Regions from separate parts of the Homo sapiens genome. Here region 1 is linked to region 2. The links are chromatin loops, found by intact Hi-C in ENCODE. Cell type or tissue: CD4-positive, alpha-beta T cell. All regions are shown on one strand. Links, peaks and the distances in the headings refer to the core of each region. The heading gives the core; the rest is flanking DNA.

What was found. Peaks named below come from ENCODE experiments on the same cell type or tissue, not always from the same donor. Only the 100,000 strongest peaks of a DNase experiment are listed, where the experiment ranks them.
Region 1: a loop joins it to region 2, with 3 times the contacts of the local background. A loop is called at or near these places in 2 of 110 quality-filtered maps.

What each region holds. Positions count from the first base shown.
Region 1 is chr2:203,739,847-203,742,768 of GRCh38, forward strand. No RefSeq gene overlaps it. Among named protein-coding and RNA genes, the nearest start is that of CD28, 35 kb to the left of the region's middle. In CD4-positive, alpha-beta T cell, for the core only: no CTCF peak of the experiment used is centred there; DNase peaks (open chromatin) are centred at 1,345 and 1,925; H3K4me3 peaks cover 1,000 bases; H3K27ac peaks cover 2,500 bases.
Region 2 is chr2:202,641,783-202,644,704 of GRCh38, forward strand. The region is part of intron 1 of FAM117B (family with sequence similarity 117 member B); the gene reads left to right. Among named protein-coding and RNA genes, the nearest start is that of FAM117B, 8.3 kb to the left of the region's middle. In CD4-positive, alpha-beta T cell, for the core only: no CTCF peak of the experiment used is centred there; a DNase peak (open chromatin) is centred at 1,339; H3K4me3 peaks cover 1,497 bases; H3K27ac peaks cover 2,452 bases.

The DNA.
Region 1 (2,922 bases), core at 132-2,631, 1.1 Mb after region 2:
GAAAGGAACGAGATGGGTAAAAAAAAAAAAGCCATTAAATGAATCTGCTCAATAAGCACTCCTTTACCATGCTAATAAAAATAATGTAACCCAGTTCTGTAAAAAGGTTCTAGTACTTTGAAACTCAAGTTCAAAACAAAATAAAATGCAAACTTCGCTTCACCTAACACCTCCCACAACATTCTAGCTACCCAACTGGGTGAATATTGTAATTGCCCACAACCCCGAATTCACTTTTTCCCTCCAGTATGATAAAACAGATTGATTCCCTTTTAAAGCAATACCCTTTCTTCTCTCCCATCTTGTCGGTATCAGAGATAATGGATAGGTGAGAAAAAATTAAAGAAGCTTCTGGATTCATTGTAATGGGGACCTAACCATCACACTATGCAGCAGCAAATGGGATGGTCTGGAAAGCAGACCAGAACCTTGTCTGGTAACTTTGCTTCTAATGTCTGTCTGTGTTTCCTAAACTGAGGCCTAACTCTTGACTTTTTGACAGTGGTGCTCATAAGAAAGTTTGGGGCTGGGCACGGTCACTCATGCCTGTAATGTCAGCACTTTGGGAGGCTAATGCAGGAGGATCACTTGAGTCTAGGAGTTCAAGACCAGCTTGAACAACATAGGGAGACCCTGTCTGTATTAAAAAAAAAAATTAGCCAGACGTGATGGTGCAGGCCTGTAGTCCCAGCTACTTAGGAGGCTGAGGCTGCAGTGAACTGGGATCATACCCCTTCAAGAACACATGTGAATGGTGGGGCCTCTCAGCTTTCTCTGATTTGGCAACCCAGAAGAAATATGTGCTTTCTCTTTGAAGATTCACAGGATCCTAGCACTTGGAAACCTAGGCCACTGTCCAGAGCAGAAGGTCACACAATTTCTCAGAGTGACTTTTGTTCATTTCAGGGTGTTGACACCGGGCCCAACACTTGAAAATTGCTTGAGATGATAAATTGCTTGAGGTGATCAAAGAATATATCAGCTCTTCAAAGCTGACCTCATTCTTGGTGCAACTCTCAGGGCCAGAATGTGTGCTTCCCGAAGCTCATTTTCCTATCTGATTTGCCTGTTGAAACTCTGTGAAAGACCCTTGAATGCTAGGAATTTGAAGGGACAAAAAGTTGAAGAAAGGTGAATGGATTTCAGGGTGGAAGTGGACTGGATTTTACTCTCACTTCATCAGGCAGAGCTATCTCAGTGATAAATTGAAACTCTCCTCTGGCTCCAAAGAACAAATCATGAGCTGGGTGGAAATGTCAGTTGAGAAGAAGAGCAGCAAACAGCTTTGTTTTCCTATAGTTGTGGTTTTACATGGTGATGATGACACACGAAGATGAAAATGTGCAGCATGAACTCCAGTTGTTATCTGAGTGAGCATCTCTGCCAACACTGAAGGATATGTGTGGGTGTCACCTGAAAACAAAGAGAAAGACAGAGAGAGAAAAAGAAGAAAAGGAGGCCCTGTTTCGGAAAGAAGAGCCAGTTAATCAAAGATCAGCAGTGACAAGTGGCGCTGTTTATTTCATGAGCTTTATATGTGATTTCCTTCCCCTTGCTAATCTCGTCTGAATTTATTCTCTGGACTAAATATATTTGCATCTGGTGACTGAGGAAGGGGTGGAAAAGGTGACCTTGAATGGGCATCGGGGTAGTTACCATAGTTATTTAGTCATTTCTTCAGTCTCTTGGGCACACACTTAGCTTCCCAAATGGAGGTTTCTGCTAACTTTTGAGAACCTGTGACATATTACACAGGGAAGACAAACTTCAGGTGGTTGTTGGGGACCCTCTTTTATCCCCAACCCTATGCAATGCTTGTTTCATTTGCTTTATGTTTCTCCTTCCTCTCTTCTACTTCATTCATTCTAGAACTAGTTAATGGGCACCTGCCCAGCACTAAGATGTGGGCTAGGTACAGGGATGTGGCAGTGTGCAGCACAGATATTACCTCCACACTTCCGAAGTGTAGAGTGTCTGCTTTGTATATTACTTCAGTTTTTTTTTTCTTTTCCTGCCCCCTATATCCTGCTTCTAGGGGTAACCACTTAGTCTTGATTTTGGGACTTAGATCTTAATGTGGCTACTTGATAGCCTTTGTTGGTTTGCCTGAAATTCATTTCTTTGACATGTTCCTATTTAACATCTCTAACTCTTTCAATGTCATAGATCAGGAATCAGCAAATTTTTTTCTGTTAAGGGCCAGATAGTAAATATTTTAGGCTTTGTGACTATACTGTCTCTTATAGATAATAAGTTTTGCCACTGTAGTGTGAAAGCAGCCATAAACAATATATAAACAAATAAGCATGGCTGCATTCCAATAAACCTTTATTTATGGATATTGATATGTGAAGTTCGTGTGATTTTCATGTCATGCAATATTACTTTTCCTTTGTTTTTTTCCCCCAACCATTTATAGATGGAAAATCCATTTTTAGTTCATGGGCTGTACAAAGGCAGGTAGTGGGCTGGACATGGCTTATGGGCTACGGTTTGCTGATCCTTGACTTAGATCTAAGCTGCAACCTTAGCTATAGGCTTATTTTTGAGTTCCAGCCACCTTCTACATTTTTAGGGCCAGAAGGAATTGGTTTGAATGTGTGTAAAGGCTTCTTGGGAGTGCTGAGAGTCAAGCATCTCTTTTGAAAGAAGGACATGGATCAATAAAGAAGAAGGAAGAGCTTTCATCTAAGGAAAGCCATTTGAGGTAGAAGAAATGGGAAGTTATAAGCAAAGGGAATGAGAAGCTGTTTCAGGAAGACAGAGTCTTCTGTATATTATTATTATTAATTTTGACAGAGTCTTGCTCTGTCACCCAGGCTGGAGTACAGTAGCATGATCTCAGCTCACTACATCCTCTGCCTCTCGGGGTCAAGCGATTCTCATGCCTCAGTCTCCTCAGTAGCTGGGATGATAGGCACA
Region 2 (2,922 bases), core at 128-2,627:
CGCCTGCCACCACGCCCAGCTAACTTTTGTATTTTTAGTAGAGACAGGGTTTCACTATGTTGGCCAGGCTGGTCTCGAACTCCTGACCTCAGGCGGTCCATCCGCCTCGGCCTCCCAAAGTGCTGAGATTACAGGCATGAGCCACCGCGCCTGGCAGATATTTTCTTTTTTTTTTTTTTTATCGGAGTCTTACTCTGTCGCCCAGGCTGGAGTGCAGTGGTGTGATCTCGGCTTACTGCAACCTCCGCCTCCCAGGTTCAAGCCATTCTCCTGCCTCAGCCTCCTGAGTAGCTGGACTACAGCCGTGTGCCACCATGCCCGGCTGATTTTTGTACTTTTTTTTTTTTTTTTTAGTAGAGACGGGATTTCACCATATTGGACAGGCTGGTCCTGAACTCCTGACCTCGTGATCTGTCCGCCTCGGCCTCCCAAAGTGCTGGGATTGCAAGCGTGAGCCACCACGCCCAGCCAGATATTTTCACATCATTGTCTTCCTTCTCATCCAAGGCTTTAGGCACTCACAGTTATTATTACTAGTATTTATATTCTTAGAATAAATAGAATATATATATATATATATATAAAATGAGTAGAGTGTGACTTGAGATAGGAGAAACTCACAAAGGCATTGATCACCTGAATTTTGGGGGAATGGCAGTGGGAATGGCAAGAGTAAAAAAGATTGAAAAGACTGATTTGGCAAACTGTTGGATGTAGGGATTGAGAAACGGGGAGTTGAGGGTGATAGTTTGGATGGTGGTTCTAATTGATAACAGTGAGGAGAACAGATTTGGGAAAAGAAAATGAACTCAGTTGTGGATGTATTTGGTTTGTGCTCTCAGGAACTTCAGATAATTTTCTAGATTGTGGCAAATAACATTTTAAAACTCAGGGATACACTTTGAACTTGGGGGTAAAAATTAGGACTCATTTATTGCAGTTCAGTAAACATTCATTTAACATGTACATCATGCTAGGCATTTACATGTGGGCAACACTCGAAATGACTAATCACTAGGGTGGATAAAATGATAGGGAAAATGCTGAAGATAGAACTCTGGGAGGAAACAAGCATTTTTAAGGGTAGAAAGAAAAGCCAGTGAAGAAACCTGTGAAATGTGGTAGGAGGAGAAATGGTAGAATAGTGTTGAGAAAGCCGAAAAGAAAGATTGTATTTCAAGGAGAGATAGGAAAGATTTTCAAATGTCGTGAAGTAGGCTGAGCCTGGAGAATAGGCCTTTGAATCTGGCATGTAGATTAGTCAATGATCTGTGAGAGAAAGTAGTTTGAGAAGCATGTTGGGGGCACAAATCAAAGTGGAGGATGAGGAAGTAGAGGTAATGAGTATAAAGTACTTTAATGTGGACGGAAGGAAAGTGAAAAAACTGGGTGAAGGGTGTGCTTAAGCTTCAGTTATTTACAGGATGTGGAAAACTTCAGCTTGTTTATAGCTTTTAGGGAAAGGATTTATAGAATGAAAGATTGTAAATTCAAGAGAAGATGGTAAATGTAGATGGAGCAAGGTTATGGAAAATGCGAGAGGCATGGGATCCAGTACATGGTAGAGTCTGGAAATCTCAGAAACAAGGACATTTTTTTCTCTGAGGAGGGGAAGAGGTAAGGGCGTAGGTTAAGATGATAGGTAAATCAGCAGTAGAAGGGAAGGAAGTTGAGAAAGTAAGCTACTTCCTTTTCCAAACTACTTGAAGGCAAAAATAGCATGCTTGTCTTTATACTATATTTTTAAATTTAAATTTATTTTTTTAAACTACGTGTGCATAATTTAAAATGTCAAATAGCACTGAACTTATTATCAAATAAAATGTTCCCTTGTCACATCTTTCTCCACTCCCTCTTCCTGCCCCCTAGAAACAACCACTTTCAACTCTTAGAGGTTTCTTTGGCTGTTTACCTACACATTTCTTTTTCTTTCTTTCTTTTTTTTGAGACAGAGTCTCGCTCTGTCACCCAGGCTGGAGTGCAATGTCAGGATCTCAGCTCACTGCAACCTCTGCCTCTTGGGTTCAAGCAATTCTTATGCCTCAGCCTCCTGAGTAGCTGGGATTGTAGGTGTGTAGCACCATTCCCTGCTAATTTTTGTATTTTTAGTAGAGGCAGGGTTTCCCCGTGTTGGCCAGGCTGGTCTCGAACTCCTGGCCTCAAGTGATCCACCCGCCTTGGCCTCCCAAAATGCTGGAATTACAGGCGTGAGCCACCGTGCCTGGCCTACACATTTCTAAATAATATGCTATACTACTGCTTTAGGAGCTGTTTTTTTTTTGTTTTTTTTTTTTTTTTTTTTCAGTTTTATGTATTATGTAGTGACTTGCTACTGTGGAAAATGTACACTTAATTCTCTAATCACCATCCTACCGAATCCTTCCATTGTAGGTGTAGCATCTTTTGGTTAAATCAGTATTAATGTTATTATGACCATGTAAATATTGATTACAGTAGAGCCTTGTTGGATACTACAGTTATATTTTCTTTTTAAATAACTTTTTGTGGTCTTTGAGGTTAAAATTGTTTTTCATTTTGATTGCTTCGTTTTCTATGTACCTATCACAAATTTATCCCTAAGAAAGTTTTGATAATGGAAACTTCCTGTAAATAATTAAAAACATAGCAGAGAGTTACTTTTGTTTATTTTCCTTGGAGATATGTCTTTTGGAGTCCCTCATCCTCATATTCCAAATTAGCTCATTGATCTCTACATCTGTGGCACAGCTATTAGAACCGGGAACTTCCCTGGGAATTCTCTTCACTTCTCTCCTGTTTTGGATACTCTAATTTCTGGATGTTGTTTTGCTGGAGTGCATTTTCCAATAATTTTTTGAGAGAGGATACATGGGAGGTATATGTTATACCCAGACCTTGAATATCTTCAGTGATGTCTTTATACTTGCCGGTTTGACTGGGTAT